Linked DNA regions of Mus musculus: region 2 is linked to region 1. Evidence: chromatin loops called from intact Hi-C (ENCODE). Cell type or tissue: heart. All regions are shown on one strand. Each heading gives the region's core, and the rest is flanking DNA. Links, peaks and the distances in the headings are about the cores only.

The links. A loop is a pair of places that touch in the nucleus more often than their neighbours do. Peaks named below come from ENCODE experiments on the same cell type or tissue, not always from the same donor. Only the 100,000 strongest peaks of a DNase experiment are listed, where the experiment ranks them.
Region 2: it touches region 1 in a loop (2.3-fold over the local background); 2 of 42 quality-filtered maps call a loop at or near these places.

What each region holds. Positions count from the first base shown.
Region 1 is chr10:84,226,507-84,234,842 of GRCm38, forward strand. No RefSeq gene overlaps it. Among named protein-coding and RNA genes, the nearest start is that of Gm46201, 110 kb to the right of the region's middle. In heart, for the core only: no CTCF peak of the experiment used is centred there; a DNase peak (open chromatin) is centred at 4,125; H3K4me3 peaks cover 280 bases; H3K27ac peaks cover 2,898 bases.
Region 2 is chr10:84,384,687-84,393,022 of GRCm38, forward strand. Nuak1 (NUAK family, SNF1-like kinase, 1) reads right to left here. Exons shown (of 7, transcript NM_001004363.2): 4 at 7,570-7,635. Among named protein-coding and RNA genes, the nearest start is that of Nuak1, 52 kb to the right of the region's middle. In heart, for the core only: CTCF peaks have their summits at 4,014 and 7,473 (motif pointing right); DNase peaks (open chromatin) are centred at 2,825, 4,075, 5,319 and 8,235; H3K4me3 peaks cover 2,539 bases; H3K27ac peaks cover 7,580 bases.

The DNA of each region.
Region 1 (8,336 bases), core at 248-8,247:
TGGTTAGGCATAGTGGCTCATGCCTTTAGTCTCAGCATTAGAGGCAGAGGCAAGTGGATCTCTGAGTTCAAGAGTTCAAGACCATCTTGGTCTACAGAGCTCCTGAATAGCCAGGGACACACAGAAAAATCCTGTCTCAAATAAAATAAAATAAAATAAAATAAAATAAAATAAAAAAGACCTTGATTAATGGTGTGTCTTCCCAACTCAAAGTGAATCTTCAAGTAATCCAATTAAGAAAAAAAATCCCTTATGGGTGTGCCCCCCTCCGCATTTTGGGGTTTTAGTTCATTTCAGCTGTAGTCAAGTTGACAAACCAAAATAGCCATCCCAGTGAGGTAGTGATTTAGAGAGCTGTCGTGTGTGTTCTATGAATCAGAAGGTGAGATTGAGTACCAGCTGTGACCTGGGAACTCTCCTCATTTTGCTCAGTGCCTCAGTTTTCCCATGCCCTCAACGTCATTCCAGCTAATACCTAACACCTCCTGAGGAGACCAAGTCAAGAACTTAAAATCAAAGCTGTTCTTGGTGTTTTCATGGTGTTTGTGAATGAAGAGCTCAGCTGTTTGCTGTGAATGGAGAACCGAGGAGAGTAGGGAGAACTCATGGATGTCTTTGTGCCTCTTGAATCTATGTCCTTCAGTCAGTGATTAGGAGCCAAGCCACATTATGAAGTCTAGTAAACCTAAATACATATTGTCAAGGGTCCAGTCCCTCCCAGTTTCCACACCCTATCTCTTATTGAATAAGAAAACACTGTCCCCACACCCACCCACCCCAGAAAATCCTGAGAGCCACTAAAAACAAAACTGTAGGCAAAGCTTTTCCTCAAGAAATAAAGAATTTTCTCTGCATGTCAACTACAAAACCAAGTCATTTGACGAGTTCTCACGGGTCTGGTATAAAAGTTCTGGTCCATTTTATTCTAGAAATCTCTATCATGAGCCAGCCCATATCCCTGGAGATACCAGGGGAACATTGAAGTGCTTTGAAGAAGGGTTTCATGATGAGAAACCCTTCATGAAGGGATTCAGATGAGATCTGCATTTTAGGAAATAAACTGTGGGCGTGGGTTTGCTTGGGGAAGGAAGGAAGGAAGACAAGAGGACAGGGCAGGTTGCTTCCATGCACAAGCCCTGGTGATAAGTACAGGACCTGAAGGAGGGTAGAACTAATCGGGGTTACAGGAAGCTGATAGTTCACAGAGATAATTAGAAGAATAAAAGTCCAAACTTAGTGTACAGTTAAAAGAAATAAGAATAGTTTTCCAGTTGACTGTGTGTACCCTGCCATACAGGGCTGGGATGTGGGTAGAAAGCAAGACATCCAACGCCTCCTAGAAGTGAATCTTATTGAGATAAGGATCAGGGGCTTTCCATGAATCCTCTTCACAAATCTGGACCTGAGGAAAGCCAGACAAGAAGATACATGTCTGAGGGAAAGGAGAAAACATGTTTGGTCCTAATAAGGTTGTGGTGAAGGATAAAAAGAGGAGGAGCTGTTCTGTTCTAGAACAATCCAGCCCCACCCAGGTAAGGGCTGCCTTGTGAAGCTGCTAGCATTTTCAAGACGTTGATGGTGGTTATCAGCTGGCACCAGAGCAAAATCAAGGATGTGTTGACAGCTAGGAAGCCCCAGCACAACCGGAATGTGTGTGTGTGTGTGTGTGTGTGTGTGTGTGTGTGTGTGTGTGTGTGTGTGTGTGTGTGTGTGTTTCCCAGAACATATACCAGGCTTGCTGTTCACAGACATCCTCAGAGAACAAATAAACATGGCAATGCAACCTTCAAACACCATTTACACAATACTCACTTGTGGTGGAAGTTTGAAATATTCCATGGGGACCATTTACCTATACCCTGTTCATTCTTTTTGCTCTCCTTTGTCCCCCAAAGAAAACCCTTCTGCAAATGAAATCCCCCACCCCAGCCAAGCACCCAATCACCCACACAGTAGATCTCAAGCTCTCTGCCCACCTTAACTCTTTTCCTTGGCCATCTATACACACACATGTATCTAAACACGTTGCTCTGGAAAGTATTGTGGTAACGGTTAGGAGGCACTTCGTATGGCAGGAGTGTGTGTGAGCATGGCAAGCAAGATATGTAGAAAAGAGAAGGGGGTAGAAGAGGATGGGTGGGTGCTTTACAACAGCCTTCTCTCCAAAAATGAATCCATCCCTGAGAGAAGCAACCCAGTCTCTGGGGAAGGATGTTAGCCCTCAAAGACCTCAAGCCAGTAATGCTCCAATGGCAAGGTCAATCAAGATGAGCTCCGGCAGGGATTAAACTGGGTCTTGGGCACTGAATGAACTTGACAGCACTGTTACTTGAAATGTAACCAGGCACCAATGACCGAGATGCATCTGTCAACTTTGCCAAGCCCCAACCTTGCCACTTGGCCCTGGACCCTAGATTATAGCCTTGGTTCCAGTTTCCCTATATGTAACGTAAGAAACAACCATGAATGAGATCATAATCTTTACATTGTACAGAGACAGCTAAGATTCAGAGAGCTGAGTCATTGCTCTTAGAAGAAACAACTAGAAGACAGAGTTTGAAGCCCCAAAGCCTGGTCCCTTCTTGCTCATAACCACTGCACCGTCTTGCCTCAACGCCTACACAAAATTGGTTCTTAAATCTGTGATAACGGAAACTTGGACAAGTTCATTAATTCCCTAGACCCCTGTTCCTGCAAGAGAAGTGTTTCATGATTGTATATCTTCTAAAGATGCTGTGGGGAATCACTAAGTCAGATAGTAAAGGGATTCATGGAGAACCCCAGCAGCTGTGGTCACAAAGCCAATGCTCACCGCAGCAGGAATACTGATTGATCTGTGAATATCACAAGCATCCGTGGTGTTTGCAATTACTTGCTTCAAAGCTTGTGATTTCCCTGAACTATGTGTTCCAGAAACTGTCTCTTCCTAATTTGCATTTGGCAGCCTCATCTCCACAGAGCACACTTGGGAACATCCTCTGCTTTCGATGTTATTTGTACATGTATTGATAAATGGCTTTTAAAGTCCCTCTCTCTTAGATTCCTGTGAGGATTAGATGACATAATGCATGCAAAACAGCTAGTATCATTTTTGGCTTGGGAATTGCACCTAATTAATATTGGTTCTTTTGCCTTTTGCAACAGAATACATTACTTGAGACAAACACTCCAGAGTCCTATAGCAGGTGCCTCTGAGGGACACAAACATCTCTAGCACAGCCCACATACCGTATGGAATGGGCAACGTGATGTACAAGGAAACCCATGCTGGAGTCTACCTTGGAGGGCAGGGGATGTTGTGGATTACAGAGAACAATGCTGCAGGCGTGTTTGAAAGTCTCCAGAGCAGAAAGAGGAAGGCACTTGATGTTCTGATCGCTTAAAACTGCTAATTAGGCTCATGCATGCTACAAACACTGGCAGCTCTTGTGTCCTGGGGTAATAGGGACAAGCCTGGCAAAGATGCTCACAACCATAGCCCACCTGTCCATAAGCCCATGTGCTGTGCCCATAAAGAGATGCTTCAACTGAGAACACTGGGGAACAAGCTACCAAGCACGTTTGAATGTTCTGAAATTCCGAGTAGAAATATAACGTCCAGGTGGGCACAAAAGTCTCCTTGCAACCACTGGGGAAATTCTACATTCACTGCACCAGGCAGTAGGGGAGAGAAACCGTGCCTTTGGGTGTGGAACACACTGCTTCTGGTTGGTGGATGTGCCCACTGAGAACTGCAGCAGCAAGTCAGCTGACATTTCCGAGCTTCCATGTCTTCATTTGCAAAATAGAAAATACGCACTTGGCACAGGTATGGGAAGCATAAAGAAGTAACCTATATGAAGGGACTAGCAGGTAATAAAGCCCCCATCAGTGCTACCACCTACGGGTAGCTAAGCTTATCTGAGGGCACCCACCAGTGAAATCATCGCGTTCCCGTCTTCCTACTCGAGTGGCTCCGGTGGTTGTACTGTTGAATGGCGCCTTGAATGAGTCACAGACTATTAATACACCGGGACTTGTCATAAGGACAAGTGACAAATAAGGGCTCAAGGACAGAAAGGACCTGGACCATTCTCAAATAAGATAAACTATGCCATAAATAACATGGCATTGGCTGACTTGGGGAGGGGTGCTGATGAGTAGCTGTTATGGATTTAGAGAGCTGGAAGCGGTCCAAGCATGAGAGGCTAGAATAAGAAGGTGCGAAGAGGGAGCTTTGACTCTAAGCAAATGAGAGGCCAATGAACCGCGGGAGCTGCCTACCAGACCAAATAATGTGGGGCCAATCCACGGCAGAGGAAACACCCAATGAAAGAGAAGTTAATCTGTGATTGACAACCCTAAAGAGTTTCAGGAACTCAGCAGCAGACACTGTTAGTGGATGAGGAAACTGAGGCAGGAAGTGAGCCTAGCCCTTTGCCTGTCTCCAACACCCTGGTGCAGACCCCAAGGGTTTGGTGAATTAGCCAAGGAGTCTTTAGACTTTCCAGTCCTTGAAAAGACCTCCAGATCTCAGGATCCTGCTTATCATAGCACAGCTCCTGATGTGTCCGCATTACCAGTAGAATACACATTTCTTAGCCCAGTAACAATTTGCCATGTCAAAGAATATTTTCAATGATTCTGTTCTTAGTTTTTATCTTATTTTACTTTATTTTGACTACCAATTAAATCTTTCCCGTGGTTCCTTTCTTGCCATTAAGAATATAAACTTTAAACCTGGACTATGATTAAAAGGAAATTTTCATTCCTTATCTGCTCCTTTTAAACTTTCTATTTTTAAAAATTTGTTCAACTAGGGCTTAAAAATCTTAAAATTATATTATAAAATATTAGTTTGTGTGATGTATAGCTTGTGTAAGAATAGGGATTTTTTTCTTTACTTAAAAGAAAAAAATTAATCTGGCAGTGGTGGCACACACCTTTAATATCAGCAATCAGGAGGCAGAGACAGGCAGATCTATGAGTTCAAGGCCAGCCTGGAATACAGAGTGAGTTCTAGGGCAGCCAGGGCCACACACAGAAAATAAACAAAAATCATGTATATATGTGCCAAACTTTGCTCAATAATAGTAGCAATTACATTTGCTTCATTTGAAATTAATCTTTCCTTTCTAAACATTTTTTAATTCATGAAGAAAATGCAACATATTTAAATAACAACCTCAAAATAAGATGGAATTTAAGCTTTCTAAATGTAAGTCTGATATATTGAATTTAAATAAAGGTTATACATAGTAGCCTTTACTTACAGCACAACAGAGAGAGAGAGAGAGAGGGAGAGAGAGAGAGAGAGAGAGAGAGAGAGAGAGAGAGAGAGAGAGAGAGAGAGAGAGAGGAAGAGAGAGGAAGAGAGAGACAGAGACAGAGACACAGAGAGAAACAGAGACAGAGACACAGAGAAATTCATTGAATTCTAAGCTTCTGAAACTATAAACCAACCAAGACAAACAAAATACAACCTAGGAAAGTGAATACAATACTAGGAAAGGGGACATTCATTTTTGAAAATTTAATTAATTAATTAGTTAGTTAGTTAGTTAATTAATTAATTTTACATCTCTACCTCAGTTTTTCCTTGCTCCCTTCTCCCCATCCTCCCCCCACCCCCATCCACTCCACTACCATCTTCTTGCCTTCTCTTTTTCTTTTCAGAAAAGGGGAGGGGGAAAGGAGGCATTCTTATTGGCCTATCAGATGCAGTTATAGCTTAGCTATTTCAAAATGGTTTCTCAACATTTTTAGGCGTGAGTGTCTATTTAAATGCTATCTATTAGATAACAAAATAGAATGCATCATTTTAATATAATAGACTGTGGTAGTTTGAATGAGAATGGCCCCCCATAGGTTCCTGTATCTGAATGTTTGGCCCATAGTTGGTAGAACTGTCTTGGAAGGATTAGAAGATATGTCACTGAGGGCGGGGCTTTGCAGTTTCAAAAGTCCATGCCAGGCTCAGTCTTATTCTCTCTATGCCTTCACCTTGTGGGTCAGATATACGCTTTCAGCTACTGCACTAGCACCATGCCTATCTTCCTGCCACAATGGTCATGGCCTACTCTATGAAATCCCCAGCTAAATGCTTTTTTGCTATAAGCTGCCTTGGCCATGATGTCTCTTCACAGTATTAAAACAGTGGCTAAGACAGAGGTAAACTTTATTTCTATTTTTTCTTTCATCATAAATACTTGGGTCAATCCAGAGATAAACAGTATACAGATTCCATGTTTTAACTGGAGAGAGAGAGAGAGAGAGAGAGAGAGAGAGAGAGAGAGAGAGAAGAGAGAAACTGGGGTACAGGCATGGGGGAGTCCCAGAACCTGCTGTATGTTCATTAAGGAGAAGTAGGAGGAGCTTAGACACACAGGTCAGAAACTGAGCTTACAGGTGAGCAACCTTGTTTTCCTTTGCAAAACAGGAAGCTTCTTCAATCAGCCCAGACCCCTCGTTTTCATTCTTCACACAGCCCAGACCCTAGAGAAGGTGGATGTTAGACTTCATCTTGAGTATGATCTGATTGCCCCTCCCCAATTCTTCCTCTTCTTTCCAAGTCAAGTTCTTGGGCTAGGCAGAAGACTGAAGTAGTCCTCGCTCTGTGACAACGTGTTTTAGAAAGGAATGGAGACACTGTTTGATGCGGCCCTGTCCCCCAGAGGTCTACCGCACCTGAGGCTAGCTAGCATCCTTGCTCATAGAAATCCAAGTGGAAACCAGACTGTGTCTAAACTTCTTCTTATAATATGGATTTTTCCAAGAACCTTTTCGCTCAAAGTCAAACATGTACATACATATACACATATGTGTATGCATATATGTTTTGAATCAGTGTAGCTCAGCTGGCCTTGAACTTACTATGTAGCTCAGGGATGCTGTAGCTCCTGGTCCTGCTTCTGTCTTCAAGTGCTGGAATTATAGGAGTGAGCCACCATGTTCAGCAACACATTTTTCCCGAGGCTTTCTGGAGACCTACCTCCACCTTAGCTCACTGTTGATTTTTTTTATAGTTGCATGATACAGTTCAGTTTTCACTGTGGGGCTTTCCTGGAGGAAGCGCAACACAAGAATAGGTTTTGTCCTGTGAGAATGTTTATATTTGTGTGTGTGCATAGGTGTATAAGTGTTTGCTCATAGGTATAAGTGTGTGTGTGTGTGTTTGATATCAAGCATCTTCCTTAATTGCTCTTATTTATCACTAGACCCAAAGATCACAGACTCAGATGTCTTCTAGACAGCTCACCTACACAAATCGCCTGTCTCCACCTCCCAAACATTGGGGTTACAAGATGGTCACCATGTCCACCAGGGTCACCATGTCCACCAGACTTTTCATGCAGATAAGGGGGACTCAAATTCTAGGCATCACAATTACCCACCAAGTGCTTATCCCCTGAACCATCTCCTAGGCCTGTAGGGTTTTTTTAAATTTCTAATTATATCAGGCTTATCCATATGCAAATGCTTAGAAAGTTCACATGGAAATATCAATATGAGAGAATAACAGGAAAAAAACACTGAGAAAGAAACACAACATGGGAACTAACTTGACTGGACACTGAAATATTCTTTAAAGCCAATGTAAGACAACAAGATACTCAAATAGCTAGGCAAGCTAGACACAGTCAGCCCACCATGTCCACCAGTTCTTCCTTTGCTGATTCAACTAACAACGGATTGAAAATATTTTAAAGGAATATGTATATACTAAAAACACACAGACTTTTTAAAAAAACGTATTTTGGTGCTCTAATGGTATTAATGACGATCAACTCAAACTTAGTATACATTAGGAATCAAAAGTTACCTGAAGAGTACTGAAGGCTATACATAGATCCTAAGCATATATAATACCTACTTATGAAGGGGACTTACTTGGGTGTCTATGGATGTTGCTGTCTGTAGGTAGCCCTGAAACTGACCCTCGTGATTACTGAGTTGACTCAAAATTTTGAGTAAAGAGTGCTAGACAGATAGTCAGCAAATCGAACTTCCCAGACCAAGTCTGCTGCAGTAAAGAGCACTGATAACTTCTGAGAGAATTCTTGGAGTTAGCACTGTAGGGCCAAATGTCTATCTGCTTCCTGGGAAACAGAGTCTGTGACTCTGGGAATCTCCAGAGTGATGGCTGTCCTTTATATACAATGAGATGACTAGTGTCTGGGGACCCCCTCAACTACATATAGCTTCAGGATTGGGCAAGATGGCAAGAGGATTTCTCTGCCCAATATCCACACCTCTAGCTGAGAGGAAGTAAAATTTAAGCTGTCAGTCAATGCCCAACATTTTAATCAATTATGCTTATAGAATGAAACGTCCAACCAAACTTTAGGACAAGGCTG
Region 2 (8,336 bases), core at 312-8,311, 160 kb after region 1:
CAACAAGATACATGAGGGCTCCCCAGATGCTCAACTCTGTAAAATGACAGGTCCATCCATCGAGTCCATTTCATACAGAATTCTAACGGAGACAAGCCAGGCAGTGGAAACCTACTCCTACCTGGTCCTCCAGCCTGCATCATCATCGCCTCATAGCGTCTTAGAAGACAGACTTTAAGCCCGTTCGTCCCCAGGCCCTTTACAGTAGCTCTGGCTGGCTACACTGTTAAGATTTGGAGAAAGAGGCCTCGCTGTGTTTTGGGGTGGGTGGGGGTTGTTTGTTTGATTGGTTGATTTTTATTGATTGTTTGTATGTTGTTGTTGCCAAACTGTTGCCCTGCCCCCATGCTGGATCAGAACCACCCTCTGACCTCACTCTATATACCCTGCCGCTCAGCCTCCACTCGGAAAGGCATCAGAGACGGTAAATCTCAAGGGTTTAATTTGGACTGTCTGTGTAACTATCCATCTCCTTTGGAAGTGTGCCCTGCTAAGTGAAAATCAGAGTGGAAAAGATAAATTTGGGGGTCAAGGGGATCATTCACATGTCAGTGGGATTAACCCCACTTCAACCCAGTTGAACCCTAGAGACAAGTGCAATATGAGATAAGCCAGGCACACACACACACACACACACACAAAAGACACTCATTGTCTGTTTCTATTTATATATGGTCCCTAGAGTAGACAAATCATAGACAGGAGAACGGTAGTGATGGTCAGGGCCTGGGGGGAAGAGAAGCAAAAGCAAGGAGCCAGAACCTAATGGGCGTGGAGAACCAGGTGCGGAGTTGGGCTGCTGGGCTGCAGCTGGGGGCTGGGATGGTTCTACAACACTGAGAATGCTTCCTGCCTCTGTGCTAGACACCCAAGTGCAGGAGGTTTTACGTTACATTATGCACATTTTGGCATCCTCAAAAAAGAATCAACCCCAAGGTCACTATGAACAAGAAGCTCAGGTGATGCAAAAAGAGGTACCAGTTTGTCGATTTTAACTGCTACCAAGGGAGGCTTATGACAAGGATAAGTAGGAATGTCTGCCAGCCCGTGCCGGTGTCTAGAGGAAGCTCCCTGCACTCAAAGATCAGAGGCTTAGGAGTCCTAAGAATCGGGGCTGGACTTAGACTTTGTCATTACTCGGTAATAATAATAAAAATAAAAATAAAAATAAAAATAAAGACCTGTCTATCTACACAATGGTCTCACAACTCTTGTCCAACCTCAGAGCCAAGAGAAGTGACCTTGACCTAGGCATGAAAGGGGCGTGTCCAGTGTGAGTGGCAGCATTTGGGGAGGAGGAAAAACCGAGGCAGGTAGAACTTCTGTACGCTAGTCTCAATCCGGGCTCCATCTCTTTGCAGTTCTAAGGCATGCCAGTCAGTCCAGCCTTACTCCTGCCTGGTCCTTGAGCCAGCATCACCAGCATCACCAGCATCTCAGAGCATCTTAGAAAGCAGAATCTCAGGCCCTGCCCCAGGCCTGCTGGGCGGAGAGCTGCATTATGACAAGAACCCCAGGGGTTTCGCTTGTACTTCAGCCCTCTTGAGCCTGAGACTTTTACCTGTAAAACATGGCTGACAGTGACACTGTGGTTCACTAGGAAGGGCTGTCGAGAAACCAAGTTAACAAGCACATGGCAAGTGTGAACCCCAGGTCTACTGTGTAGCAGGCCTTCAATAACAGAACTGTGACACTCCTACATCTATGAGTCTCAGTTGCTAGGAAACGGATCCACAACAGCACTGCCGGGTGCTGTGAGAATCAAACTCAAGTGGGCAAGAGCTGTATTGATCACAGGAGCACAGCTGTGAGCCAGTCAGTGCCTAGGAGCCTTACATAAACCTCTGTGACCAGGTCTCACAACAGCCCTTGGAGAAAGGTCTTTATTATCATTATCATTATCATTATTATTATTATTATTCCCTCTTGGCAGAGGAAGAAACTGAGGCACCTGTGTTGCCCAAGGAGCCTTCCCAGAGCCATCCTGGCTGTTAAACTCTATGTCAAAGGGAGTTATTGTTCACAGGAAATAGGCTTTCTGTAACTACAGGAAGATAGTAATTCCATGCAGGAAGACACACTCCATCGCTCCTTTCCGGCCTTGGAGTTAATTACTGTGGCTTTACCCTGGACAGCCACTGGCCTATGCAGTCGGAAGGAGGGCAGCAACCCGAACAATGAGCCGTAGGTAGGGAGTCGACGGGCTTTCATCTTCAGAAGAATTACTTCTTGAGACCATTAATCACCAATCGGGAGCAATCTGGGAAACTCTTAATAGAGGGTGTGGCAAGAGCTACCTAGTAAAGGATGCTAACACCCACCCAGCCCCACTTAGCTGCATACACATCTCCAGTGTCCTATGTGGCTGCACTTGCTCAGCTGGTCATCGGCACATCAGCACTTGAGGTTCTCTCCTAGGGCAGCTGTCTGCAAGTCAGATACAGACTTGCACTCAGATAAAGAGAATATGAAAGGCCTATCGGATGGCCGGCTCTGAGACAGGGCAAATCTTGGGGTTGGCAATAACGAAGAAGAGGTTTGTAGTCGGCCTCATTCCTGATGAGCTATAGGAATTTCCCTGTCTGAAAAAAAAAAAAAATGAGGCACTTGGTCCCACCCTGGTGAGGACATTCTAAAGACGAAAGGAGACAACACATGGAAGGTCTGGCCCAGGGCTCTGGCTTCCAGCAGGAGTTCAGCAAATGTGCTTTCGTCCTTCGGTTTCCTTCCCTCTGCAAGCTCATCATCAGATCCCTCCCCAGCAGACCCTTCCCCAGCCTTCAGAACTCTGCCTGTCACCACTTCCCCCTCAAAGGCTTTCTGCTCCATCTGGCTAGACAGACCCACCCCTTCCTGTTTAGCACGTCCAGATGGCACAGGGGCATCTGGTCTGCCAAGGGATAAGAAAAGCTCTCTGGAGGAAGACCCCCTAGAGGATAGACAGATAAGGGGGAATGGAAAGGGCATTCCAGACAGAGGGAACCGTGTGTTCCAAGGTCAGGAAGGCAGAGAAAGCTTTGTAGATTTGAGGATTTCAAGGGCAATGCAAAGGAGCCTTTCTGGACCAGATTCACTGAACGGCACTGCCAGGCGCCGTCCCCACCCTGATCAACCTCCTTCACAGCACAAGTGGATCACATACTCTTTTGTTTATTGGTTTCAGCCCCAGCTGAAACCCCAAGTCCACTGCAGGGAGGGGGGCACACCTTATCTTCTTTGCCTTCTTAATATTTGGTGACTAGTTATCACTACTAGTTAAATGACCACCAGACTCAGAGCTCCAAGACAAGAGGGACCTGGCCATCCCTCCCCCATTAAATCCCCCAACACCCGGCACAGGACTAACGACATAGCATTTGACACTTGGTTAAGTATTTTATGATCAAGCCATATGCTCTATACTAGATATTCAGCTCCTGAAAGGATAGAAGAATGACCTCAGGCAGCGCAGGTATGCTGTGATATAAATAACCCCACATATACACACTCGGGTGCACCTGATGGGTAAATGAAGGAGTTAATGCAAGACTACAAAGTTCTCACACTCCAAAGCCCAGAGGTCCATGATGCCAAGCTTCGCCTTGCTAAGCTGCCAAGATTTCTATCTCTTCTTGTCACTGCCATTCAAAGCGACTCTCTTATCCACAGCAGCCATGCCTCCATTGTCACAGGGGCAGTAGATCATCTCCCCTCTGTTCCTCTCTCCTGAGCTCTGAAAGCCCTGCAGATTCCCAGCCCTGCAAGAGGAGGTCAGCTGACCCGGGCGCCTGGCCCTCTTCCGGCAGGCACTTTTACAGGAGCCTTCTCTGGGAATGGTCAGCATTCCATTCTCCCAGAGAGTGGGATGTGAATCTGGCCTGTTTTCATTAATTGCAAATTAATGCTAGGCTGGGTGCTATTTTAGTCCACGCTTCCACAGAGGGTGGAATGCGACCCAAGGCAGCTAGCGCATCGCGCTCATTCCTTCTGCCGTTGGACTGCGTGAATATTTTTAGAAGCCGCACCCTCTTGCCGTGGCCAGATAGATAATTTCCAAAACCAGATGTGCTCATTGCAAATCAGCATAAGGCACAGAAGGGAAGAGCAACCAGTCACATGGCTCACACCAAAACTGCAGCAACATCTAACACATTCCAGCCAGAAGCATCTTTAGAGACTTCCCGCGGGGCCACAGGAGAGGTGGACCCACAATGTGACAGCCACTCCCCCTGCCCTTAGCACGATCGATCTTGCCACTCACATCCGGTTGGTTGGTAGTCCATTTGTACCCACGGTCCCCCTAGGCCAGGCAGCGATGGCCTTTCATTCACACAGAAGGCCAGCTTGTGGCCATGTGTATGACTGCTTCTGTCAGCAACTGTCCTTTCTAAATATGCATCTGCAAAGTGCTGAGTCAGGAAGCGCGGATTCCCATGCAGCCGGAAGGCAAATCAGCACCAGCTGAAACACATTTTTAAAACACTTGGAAGTGGGTGCAAGAGGATGGAGTTTGCCTGGAAGTCAAACATGGGAGTGAGTTTTAATCCTGGCTAGGGGCTCCTTTGCCCACAAATCAATCAGTTATAATGCTTACATGTGCCAGGCACCAGGAGATGCTCTGGAATGAGAAAGACAACAAACTCCTGATCTCAGGCACACCCCTTAGACAGTCCAGGCTGGAAATCGACCCTCAACAAGTTCTTTCAACTAGACTATCAGGTCTTAGTTGACATCTCTGCAGCAACGGAGGAAACAGTAAATAATGACTTGTTAAAAGGACAGATTTGATTATGTGTGAGTGTGCGCACACGCGCGCGCACACACACACACACACACACACACACACACATGCTCACACACGTTCCCACCCTGGGCAATGTCAGGAGCAGAGATTCCTAAGAAAACAGACAAAGAAAAATATAGGACCAAAGTTGACTTTTGTAATTAAGTACTATGTGTGCTACTTGGATACAAAAACAGAGGCTCTCAGGTGGAAAACCTGGTCCCCAGGAGCCCCATGCCCTACAGTCACTTCTCTGTTGCTTTGGGTTTTACAAATGAGCTGTTCTTCCAGGCTGCTGCCCCATTGTCCCCAACACAATTGCTCTCTGAATTCTGGCCATTCTTCTGCTCCATTAGGGAATTCTATGACTCCACAGGAAGCTATGCACCTTATCACTTCTGGGGCTACAGCATGGGACCAAGAGGTCCCACTGTACCACAGAACCCAATCCCCAGGCGAGAGGCTCACATTCCAGACCTTGTATAGTCTACATTTAGTTCCGAGGGCTCCCGGCGACAGGTGGCAGGAAGAATCTGGACAGGGTATCACTGAGATCAACAGATGATATGGAACCCTTAGAAGGCAAGGGTCCAAACTGACAGCAGGCCCGACCACCACCCCATCCCAGAACCACTTGCCCAAGCTTCTGGCTTTCCATGCATTTCCTCCTGCAGGGGCCAGACACTTAGACTTAGGCAAGCTCTTGGGATGGACACAGCTAAGCACCACCTCCTCTGAATGCATTTCTAACTACTTTCACATTTATTGTCGGTACCTAGAACTGGGGATTGCCCACAGAAACTCTCGGGAAAAAATTGACTGGGGAAAATAAACAAACAGTACACAGCTCTTCTTCCTACCTGACAGGAGAAGCTAAGTTCAGTGCGTGAGAAATTTATCCTGAACCCTGCTATCAGCAAGAGACAGGGCTACCACACAAACCTGGGCCATCCAACTCCAGAGCCTCCACTCCTAGACTGGACTCATTTGCAGACGGTTGATTCTGACAGTTTAATTCTGAACATAGAAAATACCTAGAGCAAGTCTGTGGCTGTTATTATTATGTATTTTGTAACAGGAGGAACTGGGTTATGTGGGGTTTTTCCAAGGTCAAGGAGCTGGGAAGCCCCACAGCCCATAAGTTGGCTTTTTGGTTTTTTTCCCCCTGTCAATACAATTTTCAATTTTAGCAAGTGAAATCTGAAATCTGAAACACATCCCCAATCCATAATTTTTACACTTGATAGTTAGTGCTCCTTCTAGAATAATCCAGCCACTTGCCAAAAAGGGATTTGAGATTTCATTTCCTGTTCTGAAGGAGAACTGTTTCAACCCATCATTTTCACCAGGCTCGGTGGACTGGACAGAAATATGTAACTGAGGTCAACTCTTCCGTGAGTGGCAGGCCATGGGGATGTGTCTCTCAAGGACGGCTCAAAGGATGCTCGTGACAGCCATGTTCTACAGACCCTAAAACAGCTCTAGCCTTCCAAGTAAGGATGTGGTCCAGCACACACCCACTGACTGACACGACAGGGGCAACTGAAGAGGAAGACGTGCAGTTGTTGCTATCCCTTGTCTGGGGAGGGTCCATTTGAGGGCTCTTGTGGGCAGTCCTGAGGCCATTTCATAACGAAACCCGTACAGCAAGCTCCATTGATTTTGAAATGGTGTTTGCTTGCTTTGTGGAGGGGTCTGAGGGACATTCAGAGTGCTCCCAAGGAAGCCCTTGAGCCCTCTAGAGCGCTCTCCAGCTTCAGCAGCCGTCAGAAATAAATGTGAACCCCATCACTCACTCGCCCTTTCTTTAAGATTGATTTTTGTTTCTAATTATGCGTAGGTCCGTGTGTCTGGTGTGTGGACCTGTGCACTTGTGAGTGCAGGTGTCCTCAGAGGCCAGAAGAGGGTGTGGGATCCCCTGGAGTTATGGGTGGCACCCCAACATGGCTGCTATGAACTAAACACAGGTTCTTTAGAAGAGCAGCAAATGGTCTTAATTGCTGAGCCATCTCTCCAGCTCCCAACCCGCCCTTTTTGAACTACCACCATTTTTACCCAGCTCTCAATTCCATAGCTGGTTCAAGTGTGAGACGGTGAGGAGAAAGGAGCAGAGATATGGGGTGGGAAGTCACAGCACGGCAGCTAGAGCAAGGCTTCTAAGTGGGCTCTGGATTGTTTGCCAGTAGTCTCAGCACTAAGGAGGTAAAGCGAGGCGGACCATCTGTTCAAGGTCCTCCTCAGCTACATAGCGAGTTTGGAACCAGCCTGGGCTACATGAGATGCTACCTCAAAGACGGAAAAAAAAAAAGTGAGGCGACTTCTAGGTTTAAAATAATCTGGGGCCCTTCTAGCACATTCTGCATTGTGGTATGAACTTATATAGCAATAACTGTTACTACAGATATGTTATCTGATTTTTCTGTGCTTCAGTTTCCCTATGTACATGTGAGTTATAAGATGAACAGTGCCCATTTCACATGCTGCCTGAAAGAGTCATTTATGAAAGTATTAAGCACATGGGAACTAAAACACCTATGAAATATGTGTGTTACTTTTGTGGTAAGAATTCCAGATTGTGAGCTTCCTGAGGACAGGGACTGTGTGTCAGTCATTGTCCCAGCAGGGAGAAGAGAGTCTGGCAGGTTGTAGGGGACTCAGTAATGCCTGCTAAATTAAACTGTTTGGATAAGCCTATTGATGAGAGTCTTTCCCAGAGCCCACCAACCAGCAGAGGGAGCGGCTGTGTCAGATCCGGGCTATGAGGAGCCACGCCCACCCGCCATACCCACACCCCGGCTGAGTTTTACCTTAATGTTGCAGTTGTCATCAAGCAGTATGTTCTCCAGCTTCAAGTCCCGGTGGACCACACCATTCTGCAACGAGGAAACGGAAGAACTGAGCAGGAGCAGGAGCAGGAGCCAGAGCAGGAGCGTGTGAGATGACAGACAAGAGAGCTCTGGGGAGGGGGCAGCGGAGGCCGGGCACAGGGAACAAGTCTGACAGATGAAAGCAATGCACCAGCCAGTCCCGGTGGTCTTCACCTCCATCCTTCAGGCCTGCTCTCACTGTCAGGACGCTCCCCAGACAGCAACCAGCGACAGGAGAGCATTAGTCACTTTCTGTGTGGTTAACAGAAAAATGACTGGAATCCATTCTCCCCCCCCAGAGCCTGTAAACCAGCAGGGGGATTCTTTGTGGGAATGTAATTCCACTGTGTCTGAGACAGGGTCCCAGGGACACAGCAGACATCTCAGTGGGTGCCTTGGAGCACAGGGCCCCAGGGACAGCCTGCCTGCCTGCCTGCCTGCCTGTCTGCCTGCATCCCTCATGCTGGAAAGAGGCCTGACCCAGTCTCCTAAAGCTTTGTCTTAGATACTCCCTAAGCAGCCAGCTGGAAAGACTTGAAAGTCCCTCTCCACTCTGCAGGACTCAGGGCTGATGAAAAGGGTGCAGGCCAATGAGACCAGAGCCACTAGGAACTCTTATGTCGCGTGACCTTTTCATTCAGGCAAACTCTGGCCAATTTGGGACTGGACTTGAAAGCAGCAAGCCAGCTGAAGGGAAAGGACACCAA